2 separate regions of the Homo sapiens genome follow, and region 2 is linked to region 1. A link is a loop called in an ENCODE intact Hi-C map of the cell type or tissue named here. Cell type or tissue: endothelial cell of umbilical vein. All regions are shown on one strand. Each heading gives the region's core, and the rest is flanking DNA. Links, peaks and the distances in the headings are about the cores only. Region 1 overlaps MET (MET proto-oncogene, receptor tyrosine kinase). Region 2 holds the start of LOC124901731 (a long non-coding RNA gene).

What was found. Hi-C counts contacts between places; a loop is a spot of excess contacts. Peaks named below come from ENCODE experiments on the same cell type or tissue, not always from the same donor. Only the 100,000 strongest peaks of a DNase experiment are listed, where the experiment ranks them.
Region 2: it touches region 1 in a loop (2.8-fold over the local background); 5 of 110 quality-filtered maps call a loop at or near these places.

The regions. Positions count from the first base shown.
Region 1 is chr7:116,728,582-116,744,332 of GRCh38, forward strand. It overlaps MET (MET proto-oncogene, receptor tyrosine kinase), which reads left to right. Exons shown (of 21, transcript NM_000245.4): 3 at 3,087-3,278; 4 at 11,369-11,503; 5 at 12,271-12,444. It also overlaps the pseudogene LOC124901824. Among named protein-coding and RNA genes, the nearest start is that of COMETT, 48 kb to the left of the region's middle. In endothelial cell of umbilical vein, for the core only: no CTCF peak of the experiment used is centred there; a DNase peak (open chromatin) is centred at 9,050; H3K27ac peaks cover 1,634 bases.
Region 2 is chr7:116,797,884-116,813,634 of GRCh38, forward strand. MET (MET proto-oncogene, receptor tyrosine kinase) reads left to right here. Exons shown (of 21, transcript NM_000245.4): 21 at 1-494. LOC124901731 (a long non-coding RNA gene) reads left to right here and starts at 13,137. Exons shown (of 3, transcript XR_007060489.1): 1 at 13,137-13,219. In endothelial cell of umbilical vein, for the core only: a CTCF peak has its summit at 5,178 (motif pointing left); DNase peaks (open chromatin) are centred at 5,118, 7,438 and 8,538; H3K27ac peaks cover 284 bases.

The DNA of each region.
Region 1 (15,751 bases), core at 5,159-13,158:
ATTCTTCTGCTGGCCTGATTCAGCAAGACCAACCACAAAGCAAACTGAGTAGGCAAATGGGCTTTATCTCTGGTGACTTTGCAGATGCACTAATTTTTCAGCAGGCTGTCATTAAATGCCTACTGGGTGCTAGGCATAATACAGGGTCCTGGGGATAAAAGATGATAAGACAATTCCTGTCCTCTTGTTGATAGAAGGCAGGTAGTTTGTGGTCAAAGACTCTCATTCACACCCACCAGATTGTTTTTATATCCCAGTGAATCCATTATGTCTCTGGCAGCACCACACACCAGGTCAAGTTTGAGGCTTTAAAGTTCCCAGGATGTCACCTAGACTTAGAGATGAAGAAACACTAACAAAAGAAGAAACAAGACAACCACAAAAACCTGAGCCTGAAGAGCTGCCACCTCTATAATGGAATATTTCAAATGGCCTTAGATTTAAAATTGGTCTTTGCTCCTTTAAGCAGATTCCCTTAGCTCTGGCTATCTCTGCAAAATGGATGATTGATCACCAATAGAAACTTAATTATCAATTAATCGGTTGCTATCGAATTGCTGGTACATCTCAGTTATCTGCTACTCCTCAGAGTAATCCATAGTACTTTAGTGAAGAAATACTTCTAATTAAACAGGGAAATAGCACTTGCTAATATATCAAAGTAAATGACTAGACCTAAAACATTAGTATTAATTACAAGAGTCAGTGGGTTTAGCATCTCTAAGTTTCTATTTGCTAATTTATTGCCACTGAAAATGAAGAAATCGTTGTTGATATATAAAATAGAGCATTTTAGGTGGTTTTTAATCATAAAAGTCAGTAGATGTAAAAACTCTGGATTGCATGTGGCAGACATTTGACCTTAAGGAATAAGGTCGCTATACAGAAGGATAACTAAACTTTTATTTGTTTGTTCTTAAACAATAAAATGATTTGAAATATACTTTGATCATTTTGTGATTATTATCATATGGGATGATAATAGAGAATTTCTTACTTCCTAATCATTTTCCTACACTTATAGTTACATACAAAGATGTAATGAAATTTGCTCTCCTTTTCTTCCAAGGTATACATCATTTTCCTTAATACTTTCTCCCGTCCCCATCGTCTACCCCAGATTTACCAATTCCCAGCTATCTCCTTAGGACAGTCAAGAACCAAATACTCCCATTTGTCCCTTATAAACTCTTTTAACTTCCCCAATTTCTGGAAAAACAAAAAGCTTTAATAATATAGTTTTATATCTCCATACTCATCCCCCATCTACTTATAATTGATTCACTTGTTCATTCATTCAATTAATATTTACTAAACATCTACTATGCATGATAGTTAATCAACTACTGGCAATACCATGGTGAACGAGTAGGGTCCCTGATCGCAGCGAGCTGCTTGGGAGAAGTTTCACATTATCTTATAAATCACGCAAGCAAATGTTATGTTGCAGCTTGTAACTATGTTACAGCTATGCTATGGGTACACAGGTAAATGATATTATGAGAATCTACACTAGAAGCATTTGACTTAGATAGTGGGGTCAGGGCAGGCCTCCTGAAGAAATGGTGATAAGCTAAGATCTGAAGGAGATGTAGGAGTTAACAAGGTGAATGAAGGTGGAAGGAGCATTTCAAGCCGGGAAATAGCATCTGCAGAGGCCCTTAATGGGAGAACACGTGACATATTTGGAGCGCTGAAAGAAGGCCTGCTCGCTGGAGCACTAAGAACACAGATCTGGAGAAGTTGGGCAGGGGCCGGATGATGGGAAGGGAGCCATACAGTCCATGTTAAAAAAATGTTGTTCTTTATCCTAACAGCAATGGGGAAGCATTGAGTGTTTTAAATAGAGAGGGATATGGTCAGATTTGTGTTTGAAAAAGAAAATCCTGCTGCAGTGTGAAGAACAGATCACCTGGCAAGGGTAACAGTGGATGTGGTGGGTCTAGTTAAGAAGCCGCCGCAGTAGTCCAGGAAGGAATGAGGTGGCTAGGATGAAAATTGGGAGGAAGGGCATGAAGGAGAAGACTGGATGGGTCTAGGAGGCATTTAGAAATGAAATTGTTGGGAATTGGTGATGGACTGTATATGGGGGCGGAGGGAGAGGGAGGAATTGGAGATGACACTTAGATTTCTGACTTGTGCACCTGGAGGAATGGTAGAGCCATTCACTGAGGTGTGTAGTGTCCTAAGGTCAGGCAGGAGGAAGATTGTGGTTTCTAGGATGGGCATGTTGTTGAATCTGAGGTCTCTGAGACATGTGAATGGAGATACTTGAGTGATGTTATCTACAAGTGCTGGGCTCTTTGTTTGTTTGTTTTGTTTTTATTGCGTGGGAGGTCTTCCAGAAAACCTGCTAGACAAATTCTAAAAGAAATATAACACTCATGCTGGGTTCTATTGTGAGAGATTTATATAAACTAGCTTGTTTAATAGTTACACAAGCTCTATAAGGTAAGTACTATTTTTTTAGTTCTCTCTACTTTACAGATTAGGGGGAATAAAACACAGAAATTACATGATTTTCTGAATACAGAAAGATTATTACATAAAGCAAGTAAGCATTAGGGGCCAGGATTTGATGCCAGCACTTGGGTCAGTGCTCTGTGGCCTCCCAGTGAGTTATCCGTTAACCACCACTCCCTACCATCTCTCTGCACAAGAATGCACAAAGGCACACATTTAAAAATATAATGTCAGAACATGCCTCTAACATTTATTATTATTCCAGTTGAAATTCATCTCATCAGACTTGCCTGCTAGAAGCATTACCTTTGTGTCAAGGGCTGAGACATTTAAAAGTTTTGTTTTTCTTATAATAGCAGCAGCTAAGTTCCATTTTTAGGCGTGCACATATTGAACCATGGTGTGAATTGCGATAGTAAGGTTTTAGAGTCTATAAATAATGCCTAGTGAAATTGGAGCCATTCAGTCCCTAGAAATATTTATGCCTATCTGTGGCTATTTGTCTATTTGCATGATTATCCTTGCCATTATCCTCCAGGCTCTGAAAATACACACTGAAAGGTTTCTTACCAGCTTGTTCATGTCTGGATTCACATTAACTCTATGACCATATTTTATTCCAGACACTTCTGAGAAATTCATCAGGCTGTGAAGCGCGCCGTGATGAATATCGAACAGAGTTTACCACAGCTTTGCAGCGCGTTGACTTATTCATGGGTCAATTCAGCGAAGTCCTCTTAACATCTATATCCACCTTCATTAAAGGAGACCTCACCATAGCTAATCTTGGGACATCAGAGGGTCGCTTCATGCAGGTAAGTGCTTTCTGAGAGTAGCTGTGTCTGTTCTATCTGGTATTGTGCAATTAATTTGTTTTCGTTTTTGCAGTAAGGTATTTGCAAATACTGTAAAGTCCAAATCATAGTAGAAACTGGAACACAGACTGAAAGCCAAACAATGAAGCCTGGTCTACTTTCTGTTAAATGTGTGGTCTCTTTTTATTAAGTTCTTGAAGCTTTCAGTTTGAATCTGTTTGCTTTAATTTTCTCGTCCAGAATGGTGTGGCATTTTTTTTCCATTTATAATTTCTGTCACGTGATTGGAAAATAAAATGAAACAAAGCACTTCTAGGCAATTTTTTTTTATTTCAAGGGAAGCTACAGATCAAAGGAGAGCTATTGTGTGAACCATGCATCTTCATGAGAAGAAACATTCACATCATTGAGAAATATTGGCAGGAGTTAGGAAGGGACAACATTATCATCAAAATCCCATTGTAACTCAAGCTCTCCTGATTCTGTAAAATGGTAGGGTTGGATGCAAATAAGTTCAGATACAAAAAAAATCCAGATTTTATTAAGAAATGGTTTTAATGGATAGCAACAGTATTTCTGTACAACAAAAGTTTCCATTTCAACTTACTGTGTTTCCTAGATACAAGAACCATAGCACTTTGCAGAAATTAAAAGACTCTCTTGTTGGGTTGGTTTTTGCTGTTTTGTAGTTATTGGTGCCTTTAACATGAGTTGTTAGTAGATTCTTGATGAGGAAAGAATGACAATAGCATCTATGGAAATCTTGAACTTCTGTGAATACTAGAAATTTCTTTTAAAGGGAGATTTCGTAATTGTCTGATGTAGTTAGTACCCTCATCAGACAATAACCTCTAGTAAACCAACTGAGAATGATAAGCTTTTCCTATAACTTGCCTGTCTATACATCCTATATGTGTATTCTTCTACAAAACATTTTTTTAATTACCACTCTCTTTATAGCAGCCTGGATATTGATCATTGCCATATTTTAAAACCTGTAAGTTATGTTTTTCTTGTACTAAAGGGCATGGTGGAATTTTTTCAAGGTCAAAAACCATGTAAATAAAACCTTCCTAGCTCAAAACTAATCATACAGGTCCTGTTATCTAATTATTCCCCTAGTAATCTCCCTTCTATTGCTTCACATTGAACTACGCCTTTTCTCCCCCTTTCCTCTGTCCATTCCACTGTGCTTGTTTATCCAACTCATCCATCTTGACCATTTAATTCTATCCTTAACTTCTCAAACCTGAAGGAGGGAAGCCCCGCCCCTCCCACAGAGACATGCACTCTAATGGATTTGAAATATGCTCATATCTATTATGTGTAAAATGTGTAGTATTGTTCTGTGTTTATACATGTTTTTAATTTACATCAATGGCATTCTATACAATTGCAAAAATACAAAGAAGGACTAGAAAAGCTGGCATCTATTGATTTCCTAATGTGTTCATTATGTTGATTTGCCCCCTTTTATCTTTATTTCTGCTTTTTTTTTTTTCAAAATCGTCCATTACCTCACCAATCCAGTTTTGTATGAATAAGCTTTTTATGATTACTTTAGCTCCGACTTTTTTTAACATCAAAAGTTCCCTGGCCTATTTCCACATTCTAAAGTTGTAATACAATTCCTTATTTAAATATGTTGCTTTATTAACTGAGTAAATTCTGCTGTGTGACAGAGTCAATCGCCTGAGGGATATGTCACGCATCAGTCTCATTATAGAAACGCTGTAGCAAATGTTTTATTCTTGTCTCCTAGCCTTTGTGTAAAAGAAACTATATTTTGCCTATTAACTATGCATCCAAAACAAAAGGTAAAAAAAATGCTTATTTTATGAAAAGTACTGGTATCACTGATTTTTTTTAAAAGTGGCTTTTAATTTATCAAATAAGTATCAAGAACTACCTAACTTTGCTTTACTATACAAACGAATGAAGCAAAGGAAACAGTGACACAGAACTTACCTTTAAGAAATTAAATTTTAGTAGGAAAGATACCTGATAATAATAGTACCTACAGACAAAGGGCTATTCGAAACCACAGAGAATCTATTTCTCTGACGCTTGCCTAAGAGAATTTCATTCCATTAAATTTTATAAAGAAACCTAAAGCATTTGAAGGATCAAACAATCAACATCACTGAAGTCCATATATTTACAGTAAATAATAGTGCGGGAGGAGTCAGGAGTGGAGCACAGATATGGCAACCTCCCACTTTAATCTGTCAGAGCAGTGACTTCCTACAAAGTTCTGTAAATGTTTTGACTGCACCACAGTGTTAAATGTATGGCTAGGCCTGAGTTTCTACAACTCGTGTTTTAGTAAATACGATGAAGTTTCTGTTACAAAATAGAATGGACATTTTTTTTCCCCCCAAAGACAGCTGCCCTACACAAAAGGGAACAGAAAGATGATTTTACTTCCTTCCTACCCTGAAGCCTAATGGCAAAGTTGCTTTGCAAATTTTTTTCTCCCAAGAGTTTGCAGCTGTTTCTGTCTTTCCTATTGTGCTTATGTTCAGCTCTGGCTGGGAACACAAGCTACAGCCCCAGCTGTTGGGTGCAAAGTGAATCAGGTATTTCACAGTGGTCATTTGATTAGAAAGAATTATATTGTTTAGCTAACAACATTTTGTGTATGGCAGGGAAGACATTTTTGACATGTTCCTAACATTTAATGATGTGTAACTTATCTTGTACAGGTGCAGCTATATCTGAAAATACTGATGCATACATATATTTAAGTCTCAATATCTGCAGAGCCATGTCAATGTAGATGAAGATTTAAAAATAATTTTTATTTGCATGATCACTCTCTTGGGATACTTCGAAGTAAAATAGTAGGATAAGCAATGTTTGAGATAGTGTAAGTGAACAATGAGAACGTGCCTTCTTACAGACTGGGGAAGGAGATGTAGAACAGAGTCAGACTTGGGAACATTAACACAGTGTACACAGCTACGTGGGAGAGGGAAGAGGGATTCTCATGAAGATCACAGGACTAATCACAGGGATTGTCCACGTCTCCCTTCTGAGCGCCTCGTCTAATCTACATCCAGAACAATGCTTCCTTGATTTTTTTTAACAGCACTTGTATAAGGCTTTTAATCTCTAAATGCAAAGCATTGCTATTAAAATATTTGTGCATGACTGTCAGGCCAGGGAGAGTGAGTGGATCAGGGATGCGAGAGGGGGTGGGGAGGCCCTTTCAAGAATTGTTTCAAGTTCAGCTCCACAAATACTCACTGGGCAACTACTATGTGCACTACACTGTGCCTGCTCCCAATGGCCACAGCCTGGGCACTGTCACTGCTGCTACTGGGCTCCGTGGTTCCATCCTAGCTCTTCCCGCATGCCCCTTTCGCCTCTCCAAGTTCCTAAATGTTGTTACCACCCACTCATCACTCCTGTTCTCTTCTGCCTCTTAACTGGACTAGTTGGATCTTAAGTAAGAAACCCAAGGAGGTAGAGATCACCTAAAAAGATGTCCCATGTTCAAGATCATTACTTATGACCACTACTTAAAGGACTGTGTTAGTAATCAGTGAACCTAAGAATAATTACTCACTTCCAATAAGAAAAATTTGTTTATCTGTTGACCTCCTGTCTTCAAATTCCTTCAGTTCCCGTGCCCCCATCGTGGCATGTCAGTGCTTTCTGTGAGAAGCCTGTAGTATGCATCATGTTTGGAATTACTGCCATTTTAGAGTATGTAGATGCAGATCCCCAATTCGTCAATGTTGTGAACATCTGGCAGAGACACAGCTGAAGGAAGCTTCAACTTGAACAATGATTCTCTTTAGGGATTTCTAACTTACCCATCTCTTTTATAAAATAATCAGATAAAAATATTATCTGCCTTTTTGTGTGTGTACATCATTAACTTAGTTTTAACCCTAAAGAATGTTAGCTTTGGCTTTTTTTTTTTTTTTTTCACAGTGTCTCGCTCTGTTGCCCAGGCTGGAGTGCAGTGGTGCAATCTTGGCTCACTGTAACCCCCACCTCCAGTATTCAAGCAATTCTTGTGCCTTAGCCTCCTGAGTAGCTGGGATTACAGGCACGTACCACCATGCCCAGCTAATTTTTGTACTTTTAGTAGAGACGGGTTTTTCGCCATGTTGGCCAGGCTGGTCTAGAAATCCTGGCCTCAAGTGATCTGCCCGCCTTGGCCTCCCAAAGTGCTGGGATTACAGGTATGAGTCACCGTGCCCACAAGATTTGGTATATTTCTTTAGAGGAAAATACACTCAAGGGTTCTGAAATTTCTTTTGTGTAAGAAAGAACTTTTTATAAATAATAATTTCAGTTATGTCCATAACTAAAAATCAAGGATTCCATTTATATGAAATATCTAGAATAGGAAAACCTATAGAGATAGAAAGTAGATTAGTGGTAGTCAAGGGCTAAGAGGATATGGGGAGACTGGGAATGACAGCTAAGGGATGTGGGGCTTCTTTTTGAGATAATGAAAGCATTCTACAACCCTGTCTCAAAAAAAAAAAAAATTAAAACCGTTCAATTGTCCACTTTAAAAACAATGGGGGAGGTATACAGAAACTGCATACAAACATCTTATCTTAAATTGTATTCATCATTCTTAAAATTTAATTCTATTAATAAAACGGTTTAATTAAAGATAAAACTGTATATGGGAGGTAAGGAGATATGGCCTTTACATATTTGTGGATATCTCACACAAAGTTACTTTGTTCAGGTTTACAGATTTGGGGGCCTAGCCACAACAGTTTTATTTGTACATGTATTTCTTCCCCATGTCCTATCTACAAGGGGCTATGTGAGATCAAAACCACAACCATTTGGTAAATTCAGATTCTGCCCTGCCCCAAATGTATTAGTCCTGTATTTTCAAGGCCATTAAAGAAAAAATATCCTGTGACCTAATTACTAAAGATTAGTTGTTGAATAGTAGGAACTCAAAGATAATTGTTGGTCTTCTATTTTATGCGAATTCTTCTAAGATTCCCAGGTTATTTATCATAAGAATTACATTTACATGGCAAATTTAGTTCTGTTCCTAGAAATATCTCCATGACAACCAAAAGGAACTCCTAATTTCTGGCACACATTACTTCAGGGGTATTTTGAGAGTTAAAGTGGTTAATCGATTATTTAGAATCCTAGCAATAAGAGAAAGAAAAGAATTAAGGGTAGAAAAACATTTATAGCAGTAGGTATCCCTGCAGAGAACGGGCTAATGATCAACTAAAAAGGCATTTGCATCTGTGGTACAGCCTCTGCGCAAAATTCCAAATGGCATTCTCACTTCCAAGTCACCTCACTTCTCCATGTGCCTTCCTGTCTTCTCATCTTCATCCCATTTTCTATAGCAAGCAACACTCATGCTAACTCGTGATCAAAAGTAGAGCTTGGCGGAGTGTGCTAGTAACATTTTCTCTATGCCCTCAAAAACTAGTTAGATGCAGAGACTTTCTCCTTAGGCACACTTAACTTGTGCAGCAAAAATTACTGAAACACGGAGTAACTGGCGAGGCAAATATATTGTGAAATTTGTTTTAGTACTTTTACTCACGAGTGGCTCTTGGGAGCTCAGAGTTGAAGCTTTTTCAATGGTATTTACTCTGGTGCTCCAAGAGCCTAGCAGTTGAGTGTTTAAGAGGTCAAGCACATGGATTCTGGCCTCAGATAAAGCTCTGTGGAAATCTGACTCATGTACTTTCTAGCTGAAATTCTATGTTGTATTTTTTTTAAGGAAAATAATAGTACCTACCTTATAGGAGTATTGTGAGGAGTAAATAAAATCTCCATTTAAAGCACTTGGCACAATATGTGACTCAGTTTCCTGTTATGAAAGTACAAACATTTGGTGCTTTTCAGACAAAGCTTTTTAACAGAGGATACACATATCAATCAATCCAAGTCCAGAGGTGCAAAGAGCTTCCGAAAAGAAAGAGAAAGGTTAATTCTTTCTGGGAAAGGACTATTTGGATGGGCTTCAGATATTTCATAAAGTCAAAGATGATGACCTAGTAATTAAGAAGGGATTGCTTATTATAGATTTGGGAAATGGTATTAAAAAGAGCAAGAAGGTAGGAGAAAAAAAGGGCTCTAGGAGGTGATTGTTATGTAGCCGGTCTAAGTAGAACGGAGGAAACCAGGGAGACAGACACAAAATGCAGGTGTCCATTGCAAGGTTCATAGTGATGAATAATCTTCAGTGAAGTGCAAAGCATAGAATGAGCTGGAAAACAAAGTCAGGGTATTAAGACAGACTGGTGTTCTGTGTTGCTTTTGACCTGTGTGTGAGAAAAGGAGTTTTTTTGCTTTTGTGTTTTTGTTTTTGTTTTGTTTTTTGTTTTACCTTTGCAGTTTGAAGTGATTGGCAACAGCCAAAGAAATATGGGGGGTATTGGGCAGGAGTATAGGAAAAATGAGATGTGATGAGCCCAGAAGGGAGTTAAGATTGCAAAATTGGGTAACCAAAATCTGGAGAATTTGTAATAGAAGCTTTAGAAGTCTAACATCTGATATTCTGCTTGTAACCAGTACCCAAAGGGAGGTGGGACTGGTAATTGAATTTCTGTTCACTTTGCCTGCAAAGGTCACCAATACCTATTGGGCCCTAACTTTAGGAAATAACAATAGTTTCCAACCTTTCCCATCCTGACCAAGTGACCCTTCATCCATCACTTAACTTCTGTGCAAATATAACCACCCTTTTTAATGGAGATGTTTTGAAAGCGTTGAGTGTTTAGAGTAGAACAAACATTAGAGCACAAATGTCATGATGTTTAACTTTTACAGCTGTATGTGAGCTTGGTTAGTTTCTCTATCAACAATCCACTCTCTGAGAACAAATTAGGTACTTTGAGAATCTTCCCAAATTGCTTCAGGATACTTGGCTCCTTTGTTATGCTGAAGAAAAAATTTACAATTGTTCCCCAGAACATTTATATGTTGTATGTGTTTGTTAGAGTACAAAGCAGTTAATTATTGCTGTAATTTTCATTCCCATTATACGAATGAGAAAGCTGAGGTAGAGGGAGTGACTATGTAATCGTAATCTCACAGATGTCCATGTTTGTCCTGTGATTTCATACCCATCGCGAGTAAATGCATGTTCAATGCAATGTAAAAGGCTATTAGAGATGTTGGGCAATTTCACAAAGTAGATTTCAAGTCTAGGGCTGTGCTGAGCCTCCTCCACCTTCATGTATATGCAACCCAGTGGCCTACTTAAGAGTGAAAGTTTCTCTGAGAACTCCAACACCCTCCTAAAAATCTAAGTGTTCATGTAAGATAATCATTTGGATTTTATCCCAATTGTTGTCAATTATGCTCTGAACTTTATTATTACTGGGTTCTAGGAACAGGACAGATGGAAATTAGATAGCTGGGAAACATCCCAAATTTTAAAAACCTGAAAGCAAAAATGACATCAATCATCAAACCTCATTTCCCGGGCATTGTTAAAACCATCAGGCCTTATTTTAAAGCCAGACCAAGAAGCAGAGTTTTATAATCCAAGTAATAATATATTGTGGGACAGTGGTTTATAAAAAAATACAACACATCATTTCAAAGTAGCTGGGGGCCTGTTTTGACCTGAAAAGATCTATAAATGTGGCTTAAGAGTAGCACAGCTGGAACTAGCTCCAGTATTCCAGACTCCGCGTCCACTACTCTTAACCATTACATCAAGGGAAACTGCCTGGCAGGGAGGATTAAGAGGATATATTTAAAAAATAATCCAGATTCATTGTAGCATGTGTGGTGTCTTCTTTCTGGAGAGAGTTTTGGTTCCTCCATTTTCCAATACAATTGCAGGGATTTGTCTGTATGTGCTGCCAATTGATTGAAAGATCTCTTTCCCTTGAAACCATTAAAAGATCATAGGCAAAGTCTGTCTTGGGGGTTCAGATAATTTGGCTTCAAGGCAAGAGATTAGAAGATGACATATTGATTTACAATGAGGGGAACTGTTGGGTCTTCAGTTCAAACACCCACAAGCCCTGCTAATCTGTTATTACCATTATCATCTACATTTTCCACTTATATTTAAACTGAGCTTGTTGGAATAAGGATGTTATAACTTTTTTGCTGTTTAGGTTGTGGTTTCTCGATCAGGACCATCAACCCCTCATGTGAATTTTCTCCTGGACTCCCATCCAGTGTCTCCAGAAGTGATTGTGGAGCATACATTAAACCAAAATGGCTACACACTGGTTATCACTGGGAAGAAGGTAAGCTGTTCCCACAGGGAATTTCCATAGACGTGGTTTTTCCCAAATGCATATTTACAACCAGTGTCACTTGGCCCTTTATAATGTCTCTCTTCATCTTAAATTTACCCCTCCTCCATTAAGTTCTTTAGTGAGTATTCCAGAGATCTTCTGAAATCTAGTTAATTTGTTCTCCAAGAAAGACTAGACCTAAGGGAGGTCTTTTTCAAAACTTCTCCTTTTGTCCTATATTTCTCAACAAGAAAAATAAACACACAGAATGAGAATTACAGTCCTAATGACAGAGCTCTAGTGCAGGCAGATAAATCCTGGAAATGTACATTGGAATCCGACTCCAACCAATAATCCCTTTTCTCCTAGAGAAGAAAGTGCATCTTGATGCCAGAATGACATGCAACTTTACTTAGAATTTTCCAGAGATTCAAGTGTGTTTTCCCACCACTTAAATTATACTCTCTTGTTATTTTAAAATCATCTCAGACAGGGCACAATGTCCCTACTATGTAGAACCTCTAACATTGTGTGGCAATGCTATGCTCACTGGACAATAATGTTACTTTTTCACATACCTGCTAACAATAAAGGAAAGGAAGGAATCAGATTTTTAAAATTTTAATCACCGTTATGACAGGATTTGCACACATAGTTGCTAAGTCTAGAAAATTCCATCAAATGATATTTACATGTACCTTTTGTGTACTTACTTTATAATTAATTAACAAACTAGATACCCCTCTGGAAGCTCTTTCCACCCCTTCTCTTCACAGATCACGAAGATCCCATTGAATGGCTTGGGCTGCAGACATTTCCAGTCCTGCAGTCAATGCCTCTCTGCCCCACCCTTTGTTCAGTGTGGCTGGTGCCACGACAAATGTGTGCGATCGGAGGAATGCCTGAGCGGGACATGGACTCAACAGATCTGTCTGCCTGCAATCTACAAGGTAGGAATCTCTAACAGCTGGCATACATGTTTTTGTTTGGTGTTTTTTTTTTTTTTTTGGTTTGGTTTGGTTTGTTTTTTGTTTTTTTAGATACAAATCCCACTAATGAAAAAAATTTAAAAATCAATTTACTCATTTAGCTGTGAGTCATCAGCTAAAGCACCATCTCTCTCTTGGCTTTATCCCTCGGGCAGGGAGGGGGTGGTGTTTGGGCATCCCCCCAAGTCCTGCACCTGAAGTGCTTGCTTCACATTGTCTAGGTTCTATCGCTGGGCAGCTGCTCACCTTTAGTGCCGTGTGAATAAAAGAGTGGTGGTGAATAAGCAACAGTGCTCCCCATTTTCTCACACTGGGGCCTGTTCCCTCCTGACTCACCCACTCTCTGATTCCTCGCCACTTCCTATATAGGCCAAGTGCCCAGACATGAGCCTCCATCACAGAAACAGATCTGTTCATGGCATATCCTGGAACCCTGAGCTGAATCCTGCAAACTGGTGATCCCTGCCATGCTGGGGCACACAGGACAGTTTTCTTCCTGTCCGATGCATAGATGGTGGCCTTGTCTGTTCACAGATGAGACTGAAGATTATTTCCCGGGGTGAGGTGGGCAAGGCAAGTGGAGGGTCAACACCCATGGGTGGCTGTGAGTCTTCCTTCAGTGTTCCCAGAAAAAAAAGCAAAGGCTCAACGGATGACTATACTAACATCTATACTTCTGTAAGCCATGCCACTCTTTAATTCATTCCAAAAATATTTATTGAGTGCATACCATTTAGCAGGCTGCCCTCTAGTCCCTGAGGAGATATAGTCCAGAACAAGATGAGCACATCTCTTGCTGATAGAGAACTCAGTTTCTGGCAATGGACATTGGCTCTAACATCGCAGCCATGCTAACTGTGTTGCCTTATTTGCTTAAGCATATATTCGGCACTATGAAAATCTCCACGCAATTTTTAAAAATTTCTTAGTCCAAAACATCTTGCTTAAAAACACTTCCCTGGTGAGAACCCAGTGTGTATTTTTCTCTGTGTGCATGTAGAAAAGTTGGACTTTAGTAAATAGTTCTTATGAAAGATTCAAGTTAAAGGTCTCGGTCACCTGGTTCATGCCCAAGTAAACAAAATGTGCGAGTCAGAACAAGAACCACCCCCAAGTGCATGGCTGTTTTCATTTAGTTACGGTTTGGAGCAAGATTTGTAGTGGGTGACTGGGTTTTAAACCAAGTTATTTTCTGTTAGGTGTGACACAGTTATTAAGACTTAGCTTGATTGACCAGAGAATAAACTAAAGACAGTGACAAAACAAATTTAAATCTATACTGTAGTATTTGTGTACTTTTTTGTTGTTCAGTATACTTTTGGAACCGTATGCAATTTTATACTTTTATAAACAAACAACTTCAGCAATTTGAGACACTAGGAATCTGAACTCTGCTATTCCATGAAATAGATATGGAAAATATATGTGTGTGTGCCCATGCAATTAAATCACAACAATTTCATTTCAAAAATAACCAAGCTGGTATTTTAAGTAAAGAAAATGGTTTGATAACCTGTACAAATGAAACATTTAATTTTTACTAATGTGCTTCCTTTTACTAAGCATAAAAGCTATACTAAAATGCTTAAAAATAAAGTAAATATTTCAGAATTTTCTGGAACCAGAGAATCTCTTGCAATATTTAAATGTCCCTCCTCTCTCACCCTTCTTAACTCTAGCATTCTATAGTTGATGATTCTCAAAGGTTGCGTGCTACCATGCACAAGTCAGTGAGGCTTAAGCTGCAGTTAGGAAGGCAGGGCAGCTGAGTCCATAAATCCCTCTAGGTTCATAGTTGTTAGGAAGATTTCATGCTGCACCAGACTGTGACAGTTAGCATTCTTCCTGCAAAACATAAGACAGACTCGAGGTGGGTGTTAAGATGGCCGAGTAGGAACAGCTCCGGTCTGCAGCTCGCAGCAAGATCAGTGCAGAAGGCAGGTGATTTCTGCATGTCCAACAGAGGTACACGGCTCATCTCATTGGGACTGGTTAGACAGTGGGTGCAGCCCACAGAGGTTGAGCTGAAGCAAGGTGGGATGTTGCCTCACCTGGGAAGGGCAAGGGATTGGGGAACTCCCTCCCCTAGCAAAAGGAATCCTTGAGGGACTGTGTTGTGAGGAACAATGCATTCCGGCCCAGATACTACACTTCCCTATGGTTTTGGCAACTAACAGACCAGGAGATTCCCTCATTTGCCTACACCACCAGGACCCTGGGTTTGAAGCACAAAACTGGGCGGCCATTTGGGCAGACACCGAGCAGGAGTTTTTTTTCATACCCCAGTGGTGCCTGGAATGCCAGCAAGACAGAACCATTCACTCCCCTGGAAAGGGGGCTGAAGCCAGGGAGCCAAGTGGTCTAGCTCAGTGGATCCCACCCCTACAGAACCCAGCAAGCTAAGATGCACTGGCTTCAAATTCTCACTGCCAGCACAGCAGTCTGAAGTTGACCTGGGATGCTGGAGCTTGGTGCAGGGAGGGGTGTCCACCATTACTGAGGCTTGAATAGGCTATTTTCCCCTCACACTGTAAAGGGTACAGCTTCAGCAGACTTAAACATTCCTGCCTGCTGGCTCTGAAGAGAGCAGCAAATCCCCCAGCACAGTGCTCTAGCTCTGCTAAGGGACAGATTGCCTCTTCAAGTGGGCCCCTGACCCCTGTGCCTCCTGACTGGGAGACACCTCCCAGCAGGGGTCGACAGACACCTCACACAGGAGAGCTCTGGCTGGCATCTGGTGGGTGCCCCTCTAGGATGAAGCTTCCAGAGGAAGGAATAGGCAGCAATCTTTGCTGTTCTACAGCCTCTGCTAGTGATACCCTGGCAAACAGGGTCTGGAGTGGACCTCCAGCAAACTCCAGAAGACCTGCAGCAGTGAGGCCTGACTGTTAGAAGAAAAACTAACAAACAGAAAGCAATAGCATTAACATAAACAAAAAGAACGTCCACACAAAAACCCTATTCAAAGGTCACCAACATCAAAGACCAAAGGTTGATAAATCCATGAAGATGAGGAAAAACCAGCGCAGAAAGGCTGAAAATTCCAAAAACCAGAACACCTCTTCTCCTCCAAAGGATCACAACTCCTTGCCAGCAAGGAAACAGAATTGGACAGAGAATGAGTTTAACAAATTGACAGCAGCAGGCCTCAGAATTTGGGTAATAACAAACTCCTCCAAGCTAAAGGAGCATGTTCTAACCCAATGCAAGGAAGCTAAGAACCTTGAAAAAAAAGCTAGAGGAATTGCTAACTAGAATAACCGTTTAG
Region 2 (15,751 bases), core at 948-8,947, 65 kb after region 1:
TGGCTGTTGTTGCAGGAAAATGATTATAACTAAAAGCTCTCTGATAGTGCAGAGACTTACCAGAAGACACAAGGAATTGTACTGAAGAGCTATTACAATCCAAATATTGCCGTTTCATAAATGTAATAAGTAATACTAATTCACAGAGTATTGTAAATGGTGGATGACAAAAGAAAATCTGCTCTGTGGAAAGAAAGAACTGTCTCTACCAGGGTCAAGAGCATGAACGCATCAATAGAAAGAACTCGGGGAAACATCCCATCAACAGGACTACACACTTGTATATACATTCTTGAGAACACTGCAATGTGAAAATCACGTTTGCTATTTATAAACTTGTCCTTAGATTAATGTGTCTGGACAGATTGTGGGAGTAAGTGATTCTTCTAAGAATTAGATACTTGTCACTGCCTATACCTGCAGCTGAACTGAATGGTACTTCGTATGTTAATAGTTGTTCTGATAAATCATGCAATTAAAGTAAAGTGATGCAACATCTTGTATACTGATAGTGGTTATTGCCAGTCATGCTTGATTACCTGCATTTGCATAATGATAGAGGAAGCCTAAGATGGATTTCACCTGGCTGCATAGAGCTCATCCATGTAGGAGAGCCTTAGTCAAGTGAATGCTGAGGAAGTAGTAAAACAGCATGCATCCCCGAATCTCAGGAAGTCTCTGTCTTTCCAAGGGTTTGGTCTAAGTTGCTGATTACCTGGATTTTTCTGACGATCTTTCAACTGCTAGAGCATCTGGTTCCTGTTTTAGCATGGTGCTCTTCTCCAGCAAGGTGTGTCCTTAGACTAGAAGACACAAAAATGGAGCAGCAGCCACACCATTGGCGCACAGATACCTAGGTGTGGGTTGGAGAGAGAGGCCTTCTTGCCCCATCAAAACTACTCTTTATCTACACAGGTGCCCACCCTTTTACCCCCAGTTACCAGAGAAATTACCTTCAGGTTATCTCCATGTATATTCTTGTAATGGTAAGGGAATTCAAAGGTGATAATTTCAGCCATCTAAGAATTGTGTGACACATTGGGGGTAATCTAATTTTAAAAGAACCCAATTTAAAATAATGCCTACAAAATACAATGGACACTGATCCTTTACTGGGAGATAATTCAACCCCCGCTCACGGCCAAACTCTCTCCCACTCAAAAGATGCATTTCCCCAGAAAGTTCAATCCAACTCTCTCCCATAAGGAGAACAACCTGTCATCTTTACATCTCTAGAATCCGGCACTTAGTAGATTCTCAAATAATTGCTGAACTGAAACAGCATTTTCTTATTCCCCATCACTTTATTTATTTATTTATTTATTTATTTATTTATTTATTTTTGAGACAGGGTCCCACTCTGGCCCCCCCAGCTGGAGTGCAGTGGCATGATCTTGGCTCACTGCAACCTCCACCTCCTGGGTTCAAGCCATTCTCCTGCCTCAGCCTCCTGAGTAGCTGGAATTACAGGCACACGCCATCACGCCCAGCTGATTTTTGTATTTTAGTAGAGACGGGGTCTCGCCATGTTGGCCAGGCTGGTCTCAAACTCCTGGCCTCAAGTGATCCACCTGCCTCAGCCTCCCAAAGTGCTGGGATTACAGGCGTGAGCCACCACACCCAGCCTACTTTAAACCACCATGGACAGAGTTATTGCCTATGTAGCTCCCATGATGTTTGGAGAACACTAATATGGAGAATGCAGACTTTTCTGGGGAAAGAGAAATAGAAAGATAGACCTTTAAGAAGTTTGGCTTGGTGCTACGCATTTTTAATTATCACAGGGTTTTCGCTTCACGATATAAGCATCAATTATATTTTTGCTCGCTGACCTACACAGTGGATTCCATCTTTAAAGAAATAGGGAGAAGGGATATATAACGCGTAGAAATACATCAAATGCTTGAATGCTGACATCTGGCATTGTTAATCTACCTGATTTAGTTCAGAAAATGAGTTAGCATTATATAAAAGAAATTGATTAGTATTTTATTTAACTCAACGAATATTTATCAAGCACCTATATATGTCAGACACTGCTAGGTAATGGGGATATAAAAATAAACAGTCCCTCTCACCCCAAGGAATTTGATGAAACAGACAAAATTACATAATTAATGAATATTAAAAATTATTCATTTCTTAGATTTGTGAGTTGTCTTGAAGAGACACCACAGTTTAAACATACACAAAGTGCAGGCTCCTGGGCAACAGACCAAGCCCTAACTCAGATTGGGCAACATATTGGACTTCTCTAAACCTGTGTTCTCATCTGTCAAATACATTAATCATGGTTACCCCCACAAAGTTGTTTGAGGACTTTAAAAAAAAGTGTATAAAGGCACCTGGCACACCATAGTTGTTCAATAATCATAATATCATTATTATCTTTAGTCTTAGACAATAAAAGCCCATGTATAGGTAGCCTTAGTTGGCTAAAGGGAAATGAGGCTTGGAGGGGCATTACAGATGTTTAAATCCAAATTCTTACCCCATTCTTTTTGTTTTTGTTTTTTGTTTGTTTTTTGGTTTTTGTTGTTGTTTGTTTTGTTTTGTTTTTGAGACAGAGTCTCACTCTGTTGCCCAGGCTGGAGTGCAGTGGCATGATCTTTGCTCACTGCAACCTCCACCTCCTGGGTTCAAGCGATTCTCCTGCCTCAGCCTCCTGAGTAGCTGGGATTAGAGGTGTCCACCACCACAACAGCTAATTTTTGTATTTTTAGTAGAAACGGGGTTTCACCATGTTGGCCAGGCTGGTCTTGAACTCCTGACCTCAGGGGATCTGCCCGCCTCAGGCTCCCAAAGTTCTGAGATTACAGGCATGAGCCACCATGCCCAGCCAACTTCTTACCCCATTCTTCACCTCACACCTGCTTTATATACAGTAGAAACAGCTGTGATTCTGCCTCATCCTGCATATGACAGTGAGGGTGAGAGAGGAGAAAGGTGACAAGACAGTGGCACTGGCAAGAGAACTCCCTCACTTCTTTCTCTACACTCCCCACTATCACTTTAATTACTTCTCCTGTGACAGATTCCTTTTTTCTGTTTTAGCCTTTAGACCTGGAATACACAACAGACATGGAAGAGAACATTCTGTCTAAATGACAGGCATGTTGCATGAAGGTGCAAGAATAAGAGCCATAGTCTTCAGTATTGGTGTCTAGAAATTATTATTGTTCCTCATTTTTGCTCAAATGTTAATAGATGGTTAATGATCATTCAGGTTGAAGAAAAAGTAAACTAAGTACAGTATTGTTTTAGTTATGTGCTATGTGTTTGAAGATGAGGAATACATGACTAGACACACATAGCAAGTTACACAGGCACACATGACTCACTGTTGTAGCACTTCAGACAGTTTCAAGACACAGAGAGGTATGCAGACGTTATGCCCCAAAGGAAGAAATGCTTATTGCTGTTTTTCTTTTTCATATTTGAGGGGTTCTTTCAGGACTATCTCAATTCCTTATCTATCAAAGAATTGGAAAGAACTTCAGTCATAAACCAATGAAATATTTCAGTTGGTGAATTGAAGGTAATAAAATGGATGCTTGCCCAAACTGTCCTTTGTTGTAAATTATTCCAGAGAACTAGATTACGTCAGCCAAAGATATTGATCACAATGCTGAGAGGTTTATAACTACTATTAACTTACCATGTGACCCCAGGGCAGAAATCTAGGAAAATTGCAAAAGCATATCTACTGTAATGAAAAGCCCATCATTAATAGGACTTACTATCTTGTCATCCAACTAGTACTATGTTGGCTTCAAGGCAAATATTTAACAAACATTTGAAACAGAAAGCACTTCTGTCTTCTCCCTTTTATCTTCCATTGATGTTCCCGAGCTATTCTGATGAATGTGTTTTTGTTCTTATCAATAAAACATGTAGGTTAAAATAAGTGAATATATTTATAATTATTAGCCTATATAAATTAGCATCCAAATATTGAAATAGCTCCTACTCCTTTATTATTACTATCATTATTTTAATAAGGAGTTAGCTCCTCATGTAGACCAGTTTAGAATACGGCTCAAGTCCAATTCTCCTGCGTAGTTAAACCCTACCTGGTTAAGCATTCTGAAAACTAGTTACTCTTTTTTTTTTCTTTTTTTGAGATGGAGTCTCTCTCTGTCACCCAGGCTGGAGTGCAGTGGTTCAATCTCGGCTCACTGCAACCACCACCTCCTGGGTTCAAGTGATTCTCCTGCCTCAACCTCCCAAGTAGCTGGAATTACAGGCATGCATCACCACACCCAGCTAATTTTTGTATTTTCAGTAGAGATGGGATTTCGCCATGTTGGCCAGGCTGATCTCCAGTTCCTGGCCTCAAATGATTGCCACCTCAGCCTTCCAAAGTGCTGGGATTACAGGTGTGAGCCACCACACCCGGTGGAAAACGAGGTACTCTTAGAGAAGCAATTCTGAGATGAAAATGGCCATATTTAGAATGCATAAACAGACATCTCTGATTTAAATTAACTACTAATTTAACGTTATTTTTGAAGCACTGGGCCCAAATTACAATGAGAATTAATTCTTATTCCTTTCTTGAAAAGAAGCCCTTTGTCTTTGTGCATTCAATTTTTCACTGTCACATGAGTACATTCTTTTCACCGCATGAGTCCCAGGCTGGCAGAAACATCCACTAATCCTTAGACCTCTTGGCTGGAACGACAAAAATGCATAAAATCTTACCAGGCCAAAAGAGATCAACTTTAAAAATCTTTGGCATCCAAACATGTCAGAACTGTTTTTCGCTGGTTCTGCAAACCATTTGTGTTCTTCATTTATGGTCCAGGGGATCTGTAATGTCAGTTCCTACTTTTATTGGGCAGCCTGGAATTTTTAAGCACCATATTTCCTTTACCTTTCTTGGTGGTTTATAATTTTCACCGCTGTTTTTACGAGTTTTCTTCTCTATGTCTCTAAGCCTAAGTGTGGAGATGTGGTAATAGACAGCCTGCTCTTTGCCAATCAAAGCCCTTACTTTGACGTTGGCCACTTTGTTCCTGTGACATCTGCTCTTTCCATTATAGACAAACTGGGGCTTTCCTTCTGCAGAACTGTGACTAAACAACCACCATATTCATCAGTGGCAACAATTCTTGTAAACAAGAAACGCTGAATACAAAGGCTTTGTGAAATCCTGCCCCCAAGAGGCCACATGTCTAAAGTCAGTCACGTGGTCCTCAGAAATGATTTTAGAAGTCTCAGTAAAGAAAAATTACAGAGACACTCAAATATCCTAGTGTGATACTGCTGTAAAACTTCTTCTAATTTTTTGTTAAGCTGTGAGAAAGGGCCTATGGAAACACCTGGATGAAGCAGCAAATCACTGTCCCAAAGTCACTAAAAATCATATTTCAGAAAGGAAATATCTAGCGTTAAAACAACATAGATGCATTTTTGAAAACAAATTGAATTGAGAAAAATAATAATGATAACAATAATGATCTAATCCCAGGACATGTCACAGGAATTAATGACTGACTAAAAGCTAATGGTCTAAGGTAATGCTCTCAGGAATTAGTCTTGCTTATTGAACTGCTATTGTTTTAGTAAACGAATGCTTAAACTGACAGAAAGTAAAAAATCAGGGCTGCCATTATGGAGCCTGGTTGATTCAAAGTGGGGCAGGGGGAGAAGCTAAAGCAAAAAAAAAAAAAATGCATCATTTGATCATTTGCTGTTCTTACTCAATTTTTTAAGTTCGTTTGTCGTTCACAAATTATAGATTCTTTATCATTTTTTTCTTTCATGTATCTGTATGTACTTTTACTTTTGTACTTTAAGGATGTGTTTACTTATGCATTGTTTTATTGACAGAGAAGTAATCTGATAATAAAAATGCAACTCCCTCTAGTGTAGGCATATCAAAGATCTAACATTCTGTTTGCCTAGAATCGTTTTATTTTAAATACTCTGATCTGAAGAAAATGTGGATCCTCGGCCGGGCGCAGTGGTTCACGCCTGTAATCCCAGCACTTTGGGAGGCCGAGGTGGGTGGATCACCTGAGGTCAGGAGTTTGAGACCAGCCTGGCCAACATGGTGAAACCCTGTCTCCTACTAAAAATACAAACATTGGCTGGGCGTGGTGGCGGGTGCCTGTCTGTAATCCTAGCTACTCAGGAGGCTGAGGCACGAGAATCGCTTGAACCCCGGAGGCAGAGGTTGCAGTGAGCCGAGATTGCACCGCTGCACTCCAGCTCGGGCAACAGAGTGAGACTTTGTCTCAAAACAAAAAAAACAAAACAAAAAAAAAGAAGTGGATCTTCCATGTGGGCTTTAGAATAGTGCCTCAAAATTATACTTCACTTAGAACTTATTACTCAACATCTTATTTCAAGAGTATTCTAACAGCTGACTTCTTGATTCTACCTTTCCGTATTGCCTCTTCCTTATAACCCCAAAACAGCTACCAAAATTATATATCTGATCACTTCACTTTCCTGCTTAAAAACCTATGCCCATTCCTAGATGTTCTCTGTGCAGATCCTTTGTTGTTTCATTTTGTTTATTTTTATTATAAAATATATTTTTGAGGAAAAAATTTTAAATTGGACAAAAAGATATAAAGTGAACAGGAAATATCCTCCGACCACTTTCTCTCCCCCTCCATCCTCACTCCCCATGGGTAGCTAATATTAATGCACTTTTTCAGAAATGTTCCACTCTGCATCAGTGGAACTGAACTAAACCAGACACTTTAGTACATCCTTCAATAACCTTTGTCTTATTGACCGAACTATGACTCGGCACACCCTTCCCCAGTCAAGAATATTGTTCTTCTACCTCTGTGACTTTGAACTCTCAACAGAAATATCCCCCTTTGGGGTATGAGCCATATAAACAGGGCTAGACCAAGCTCTGTGAACTACCCCCTCCCCCACTGACTTATAATTTGATATTGCTTCAAACCAGTATCCTTTACCTTTGTTTTGCTCAACTTTTATTTAAATGGAGAGGAGATTAAAATGATTTTCTCTTAATAAAAAATTAAAGAAAGAGATTCACTTGTTTCTATTTGCCAAAGCAGAATAAATATATTTTTAATCAACAAAATAGTATGCTTTTCTAAAATTCTAGTTCTGTTTTTCAATGGAAATTTGCAGTGAAAGTTTCCAGATGCTTGGAAGTTATAAAGAGTTTTAAACTTAGGTAATAAAAATAAATCACCCATTTATGATAAGCAGCACTCTGTGAAAGATTATTTCAGAATCTCAGCTGACTGACAACTTTTAGGAGACTGAACTGTACTTAAGTGTGGCAAACATGCATCATAGAGATGGGTTGTTTACTGTAGCAAGTTACTTGCCTTCGGTCCAACTGTCCTTTTGGCAGAAGCACACCAATCTAATTTTGCCTGTTACATAAAGAGCCACATGTGGAAACCTGAGTCGCCTGACATCATGTTACTGACTTAATCCAGTCATAATTCAGCGCCCAGAGAGCGGCTGGCAGGCCCACCCACCCCCCACTCTCACTCTCGATGTATTCATGATAGCACAGAGGTTAGCTGGACACACTTGGGAATCAGATATGCTAGGTCAGACTCATTTCCACCACTTATCAGTAGTGCGATTTTGGACCAATTGCGTAACCCTCCTAAGCCTCAGTTTCTGAATCCATAAAGTAGAAATACTAACAGTGGCTTCCTCATAAGATTGTGCAAAGATTGAATGAGACAATGTGTGCAAAGCTCTCAAAGGGTGGCAGTCATTATTGCCGGAGACCTTGATTTTACTTTTTAAATTTTTATTCAAGACTCTAGAATAAAATTACCTCCACAGATGTCCAAAGTTTGGCACAGTTCAGAAAAGTCTGAAGGTAAAAATCATGAAAACAGACATTGATTTTCTTCATCCTTTTTGGTAGTATCAACCTAATAGAAACTGGACCAGGGTCCTGATCCAGTCTGACTTTACTGCCTATGTGACCTTCCACATTACTTAAAAGTTGTGCTTTTCTTGTCTATAAAAAATTAAGATTATACCTCACAGCATTGATTGTAAATATTAAATTGTGTAAGATTTTACACAAGTACAAGGTGTTATTATGGTTCATCAGAATGTAATTTTTTTACTTTGAAAATCTCCGTAGAACTCATCTGATTCACAAAATTCCCTCTAACCAACCCCAGCACTTCATTTGCTCCCACATAATTGCTGGAGTTGTTTACACAAATCTGTACTCAGAATCAAAGAGCTCAAGGCTGGAGAAGTCAGGGAATCTGGCCCTGGGCCTCTGCTTGAACATTCTGGGTGCTGGTCGCTAGCTGACCCTTAAACAACTCCATGTCCTCTTTGGAGTTCAAAGTTTGGGGGTAAAATCACTACCCCCTCTCAAAGATAAACACAAATGGAGCTCCAAGGTGGTGTCCGGTGCTAACATGAGACATGTTGAGTGTGAATCTCATCAGAGCAGTGTTTTTCCAACATAATAAACTGCCCTTTGTTCAAATCAGAAACTGATTTCACTCGATTTTCCCAAATCGGCCCTGCCAGGTTTCCTTGATTTAATTGTATATTTTTTGTCTGCTGACAATGGAAAGCAGAAGAAAATAGTCTCGCTAAGGAAATGAAATATTACCAAGAAAAACAGGCATTCTCACACTGTGTGAGGTGGTTTTTTTTTTCTTCACATTCAATTTGTATAAGAAAAAAGGTCTCTACCCTTTGAAACAACAGCATTATTGCAGTGACTATTAGGTCATATCTACATGGCCCAAAAGAAAATGTTGGAAAGAAAATTAACTAGTTCATAAGGGTATGGGCAACATTATTTTTAAAAGGAAATGGTTCTTCATACATAGAGAGAATAATAAATGGGAGCAAAAAAATGCAAGTTAGGCAATTATTTAAATAATTCCAATTTTAAAATATGTACTTAACTAAAGCATCCGTGGAGTTCAGGTAAAATCATTTAGAGGGAACGCAAATTAACCAAATCACTACTGAAATTCTTCACTTTTTAAGCTAAAATTGCTTGTTCTTGCTTTAATACCAGAGAAGACCTGAGTCCTGGTTGACTGTTAGTGAGGAGTTGTATCAAAAGAACAAAGGTTTGAAGCCAGTTAGGGCCAGGTGCCTATCTCAGCTCTGCCATCTACTCATCATTTGCCCATCAGCAAATTCAATTTTTCATTTATTTGGTTTAAAAATATTACTGAGACCCTTCTACGTGATAGGTGCTATTGCAAAGAAGGAAGATACAGCAGGCAATATACTAGCCAAGCCTGTTGCTCCCAAGGGGCATTTATTCCAAAGCAGGGAGAAAGAAAGAGAGACAAAAGGCAGGGGGAGGGAGGAAGGAGGGGAGAAAAGGGGAAAGGAAGGAAAGAGAAAAAAGAGAAAGATAAGAGATAAACAACAAAACTATCAACATTTGGTGGTATGAAGCCATGGAACCAGAATGAGACTATCTAGGGATCGGTACCAGAGAGGGCCAAGGATGCAGCCTTAGGGCACAACAGTGCCTAGAGGTCAGGGAGGTGAGATTGAAGAGGCCTTACTTATCTCGTCATAAAATGCTAGGTTATCACCTACAAAGATTTTTTTTTTTTTTGAGATAAGGTCTTGCTATGTGGCCCAGGCTGGAGTGCAATGGCTTGATCTCAGCTCACTGCAGCCTCCACCTCCCAGGTTCAAGTGATTCTCCTGCCTCAGCCTCCTGAGCTGGGATTACAGGTGTGCACCACCATTCCCAGCTAATTGTTTTTTTTTTTTTTTTTTTTAGACTGAGTCTTGCTCTATCGCCGAGGCTGGAGTGCAGTGATGTAATCTCGGCTCACTGCAACCTCTGCCTCTCAGGTTCAAGCAATTCTCGCGCCTCAGCCTCCCGAGGAGCTGGGATTACAGGTGCACGCCACCATGCCTGGCTAATTTTTGTATTTTTAGTAGAGACGGTGTTTGGCCACGTTGGCCAGGCTAGTCTCGAACTCCTGGTTTCAAGTGATCTGCCCACCTCAGCCTCCCAAAGTGCTGGGATTACAAGCATGAGCCACTGTGCCTGGCTGATTTTTTTAAAATTATGTACATTTTGCTACTAGCCTATTAAAGATACCCAACAAATGTTAATTTCTTCCTTTTTTTTTTTAAATCCTCTCCCTCCTCACCAACTCCCACCATGCAAATATAATTAATCTCTGGTTCTAAAAAAAAGACAACTGAGCTCCTGCATACCAAAGGAATAAAAAACTAACACTTCCTTTAGCTCAATTTAATCTAGGCCCCACTGAATGTAATAGTGAGCAAAGACCATACAATAGCAAATCATTATAGATCACAACTAGTAATCCCAAATGACAGGTCTCCTCTGTTCTGAATTTCATTTCATTGAAATTGTTCCAAAGTTTGCATCTTAAATTACACAAATTATATTCACTCCTGTCTTCTATTTTAAAAGGGGAAAATTGTGCATTCATTTACCTGTTCCCTTTAAACATCTTAACTCCTGCTTACACTTGTATGAAAGCATTGATCTTATCATAATTAGAGAAAGTTCCTAAAAACAAAAAAAGCAATGACACACAATTAATCTACAGTGTGTATATCAGAATTAGGTTCAGAAAATCCCAAAACAACTGTAGCTTACAGGAGATGAGCTTTTTCTCTTACACAAAACAGGTTGGAGGATGGGCAGTTGGGGGCTGGTGTAGAAGCTGCAGGATGTTGGCAGGGACCCAGGCTCCCATCCCTCTACTCCACTATCCCAAGGCATGTCTTCTATCCTCAAGGTCACCTTGTGGTCCAGATGGCTTCCTGCCCTTCAGGAAGGAGGAGGGAAAGCCTGAGTCAACACACTTTACAAACCTTCCTTATAATAGAAGGGGTTGAGGAAGGTTGTGTGGAAGATGCTTCTGAGTTGGGCCCAGATGGACAGGTAGGAAAAGGACATCCTCCATAGAGTGGATCATGTCAGCAATGAAGTCAGAAAAGTACAAGTATGGTTAAGGAACAAGAAAGATTCATCTGAATATAATAATATTTGGGAAAAATAGTAATGCGTGTATTGAAGATGAGCCTTGGTGTACAATTGACTATAAGCCTCCCCGCATATAACAGAATGATTCTCTTATTTTCTCATGATCTGGGGAAGTAGGTTTGGAAATTCAAGCCTGGGGTGGAGTAATAGGAAAATATAATCAGAATAAAGAGGATGAGTTTTTTGTTCTTTTGGTCTTCCAGCCCCTCAGCTCTGGCCATGCCAACGCACCCCTTTCCGGGAGTGAGTCCACCCAGAACCCTTCGTGCCCATGGACATGCTTCAATGCTGTGCACTGGGTTATCTCTCTTGGAAGAACACAAACACACAGGCTGGCGCACAGTAAGCACTGCAGAAATATTGTGGATGAAGAATCTAGAAACTAGGGTGCATGCTCCAGGAGTGTAGAGAGAGCCCAAATCAAGATGCACCTTTAATATCACTCTAAGGTGTTAGGAAATGGGGAATGAGGAGAGGCTTTCAAAACAGAGGGGCAACAAAATCAGAACTATTATTTGGAATAGTAACTCCAACAGCATGAATTGGAAGAGGAAATACCTTAAAAGATGAGTTAGGAGACTATTTCATTCACACAGGAGGGTCTAGATAACTAAAACAGAAACAACAGTCATATTGAAGAAGACTGGCAAGAGGTCAGCATCCCATGATCGCGCTGCACTGTTGCTTTATATGATTGTGTTTGATGGCACGATTGTTTACAACCCTTGACTTTCTTCCCTGCTTTATCATTAGCATTACTTTAGAATAATGAAGCCTGTTCCATCCATTAACTCCACTAACATTTGATCTCCCCATAGGTTGAGGTTAAAAATTAATTACTCTTCCAACATATTGATTACATGACTATAAATATAAAAACAGAACTACAGAGTAACTACAGGGACCCTTTGTTTAAATAGCATGTTTGCTCTTTTTAAAGGAGGTAATTAATGGCAAAGGACTTTGGAACTGGAGGAACATGCTAGAAAAGCAACCCTTGAGTGCCATCTAGTGTTGACAACACATTTAAATGTAGTGTATCAAAGAAAGGTCTGGTTTCTTACACTGTAGGTGACTTAATTGTTGAAAGCAGGCAATGTTTGAATAGTAAAAAACCAAACTTACCCTGCCTTTGTTGCTTGCCACCTGGGTATTAACATGAATCTTCATTTTTGAACTTCAGTGGGAGGAAGCCTTCATTTCAGCTTCTAGGTCAAGGTGCGTTAACAGAATTGGAGGGCATTGAGTTTAACTCACATAACTCTTTCTTTTTGTCATTCCAGGAAAAAGTTACCCCTAAGGTAAAGCTAGCATGTAACTCCTCCTTTTCCTCCCTTTTACCAGTTAGTTTCAGACTATTTCACCTAATTAAAAATGAACTCATAATATTTCATGAATTAAAGAATGGAGAACATAGAAGAGGTTAAGAACTGGTGTTGAAATCTCCTGCCATGGAAATTCATTGTTACTGAGGTGGCTCATATATCAGAGCACTGCCTTCTGCGGACATTAAAATTCACTTTGTTTCGTGTCCCTAATACTGCCCAGCCCTTGGGAAGCACGAAGCTGACATTGTATTAGGCAATTCACGCTGACCTAATAACTCAAAGCAATCATCACTGGTAACTTAAAGTGACTACACTCCAAAAGAAATAGAGCCTAAGGTCACAGTTATAAATCTTACCACAGGAAGGCCAAAGATTATAATCTTTATGCCAAGTGCTGCAGATTCCTTTCTGCTTAGGAGAGTCATATTTCAAAGACTTTACTAATCTGAAACCTATAGGTGGTTGTGACAATAGCAGATATGGCTTACATGACATCAAACCCACATTTTAAAGAACACTGGGTAAATCAGTAAAAAAGGGGCAATTATATTTATTATATCTGCAGCCAAGACTGTATACTTTTACCTTCATACTATACTGAAATGCAATATCATAATTGTTTTTGAACTCAAAGGCCTAACATATAATAAAAGCATAGTTAACTAAGGAGGCGTGTGATCCTCTTATCAGTGTATATTTGCATAATTTGCAAGCAGTCTCTGAGTTTGCTATGATGATGTGTAAACAGAGGGTATTTGTTCAGTTGGAACTTTGTGCTGTGGAGACTAAAGTCAAAGGTTTGATCCCTAATCAGGGCAGACAGCTTCACTGTTGGGTGACTGAAAGCACTTTATCATTATGCTTCCTCAAGATCGAGGGGCTTCAGGACAGTGAACATGTAAGTTGCCCACTGCTAAAGAAAAACATGTTTTAAATGTTTTTATTTGACTTTTTTTTATATAAGGAATGTATGCCTTCTTTGTGCAAAATAAGATGTGATTTTTTTAAAGCTAACATTCTTGCAGACTCTAACAATCTCCTCCCGCATCCCCTCTGTTCCCATAGCTTCTCTCACCTCCATATTTACAAGCCTCTCATTTTTATAGAAAGATATACACATATGTTGATTTTAGAGTTTTAAATAAAAATAGGATCATGCTGTATACATAATTTGCAACAGTTTATTTTGACTTTGCAGCATATCACAGGTATTCCTCCAGTTTATAATTCAGTCTTTCTCATTGCTACCTGACCATCTGTAGAATGGCTGTTACAATCCACTCAGGCTGTTTCCAGTATTTTTTTTTGGTTTATTTTGTTTACTGTTACAAACAATACTACAAAAAAACTTTTACGTATAATCTAATATACTGGCCTTTTATTCTAGGATACAGTCCCAAAAGTGGGGTCAGTAAATCACACACTGTTTGTATTTTATTAGATATTAGGCAAGTTGTTTTCCCCAAAGGCTGCACCTTTTCACACTCCCAACGATATTTGAAAATACTTATTTCCCTATTTTGTACCAGCTTGGGACATCAGCACTCTTTTTCATTACTGCCAAATAAGTAAACAATGGTTTCTTACTGTTGTCATAATTTGCTTTTCCATGATTAACAGAGAAGTTGACTTCCTGTGTTTATGTGTTTTGTAGCCATCTGCATTTCTTTAAATTGCCTTTCCACAGCCTTTGCCCCATTTTATTCTTTCCTCTATTTTTTATTCAATTGTTTGTCTTTCAGCAGGTGGCAAACTCTTCTTGTAAAATAGATATATTAACCCTTTGGCTGGGCGCAGTGGCTCACGCTTGTAATCCCAGCACTTTGGGAGGCTGAGGCAGGCAGATCACTTGAGGTCAGGAGATTGAGACCAACCTGGCCAACATGGTGAAAACCTGTAACTACTAAAAATACAAAAGTTAGCTGGACGTGGTGGTGCATACCTATAATCCCAGCTACTCAGGAGGCTGAGGCAGGAGAATTGCTTGAATCCAGGAGGTGGAGGTTGCAGTGAGCCGAGATCACACCACTGTAATCCAGCCTGGGCAGCAGAGTGAGACTCTGTCTCAAAAAAAAAAAAAAAGAGAAAGAAAGATTAAACTTTTGTCTTTACCTTTGTCTTTATTACAAATTATTTTCCTGACAATCATTTATCCTTTGACTATGTTTATGTCTTTTGCCATATAAAAATTTTAAATCTGTATGTAATCCAAAATATTTGTCTTTTCTGGCATTATGTCCTCTACCCTTAAAAGGTCTTAGAGAGTCTTCCTGGACCCAATATTGTAGAAAAACAATTTCAAGTACACACCTTAACGATGGTGGACTTTTAACTCCAGGGATCTCAAACAAACAACCATAGAAGTCTGGCAGGTTATGGAAAGTTATGATACCCAACCAATAAGAAAAATAGGGTATACTGGGGGCTGTGATAAAATACAGCATGTACACCCCATCTAAAGGAGACAGTCAGTACTGTCAACCTCAAATAACCAAAAGGATCAGGGTTTAATTTAAAGAGAGTTTATTCAAGCACAAAGTTTGAAGATGGCCCACATGGAAACACAAACTCCAAAGGAATGGAATCAGTGCTTCAAAATAGAGAAGTTAAGGTTTCACTTATTCATACAGAATCAGAGAGTTTTTAGCAAGATTATGACATTTTTCATACAAGGTTGATGCATAGTTACAGCAGTTTAATATGTTACAGGCAGCATTTCTTTTGGGAAGATACATTTAACATTTTTTACAGAGAGTGTAAGAGTCATGAGATTTTTGTCATGTGTTCTAAGCAAAGTAGGACAATAAAGGGAAAGTTAATTTGTAATAAGGACCATTAACTAAGAAAGCAGGAAGTTTTTGTCCCTGACGTCACTTAATTCTCTCCAGTCACTGTACAGAACAAGAAAAATAAAATAGCAAGTTAATCTATAATCTGAGAAACAGAAGTTGTAACTACATGTGACTCAGATCACAGTCGCATCTCTTTCAAGACTTAAAGTGTTTGAGGGATTCCATCAGCTTTTTTTTTTTTTAGATGGAGTTTCACTCTTGTTGCCCAGGCTGGAGTGCAGTGGTGGGATCTTGGCTTACTGCAACTTCCACCTCCCAGGTTCAAGCTGTTCTGCCTCCGCCCTCCAAGTAGCTGGGATTGCCCACCACCATACCCAGCTAATTTTGTGTATTTTTAGTAGAGATGGGGTTTCACCATATTGGCTAGGCTGGTTTTGAACTCCTGATCTCAGGTGATCTGCCTGCCTTGGCCTCCCAAAGTGCTGGAATTACAGGCGTGAGCCACTGCGCCCAGCCTCCAGCAGCTTCTAAGTTATATTTATTTTCATAGTTCTAAACTCCAGTCAAGATTGGCCCTTGAGTAATTCAGGCTAAATGTTACCACATCTTCTTGTTTTTCTCTCTGAGAAAAGCCAGCT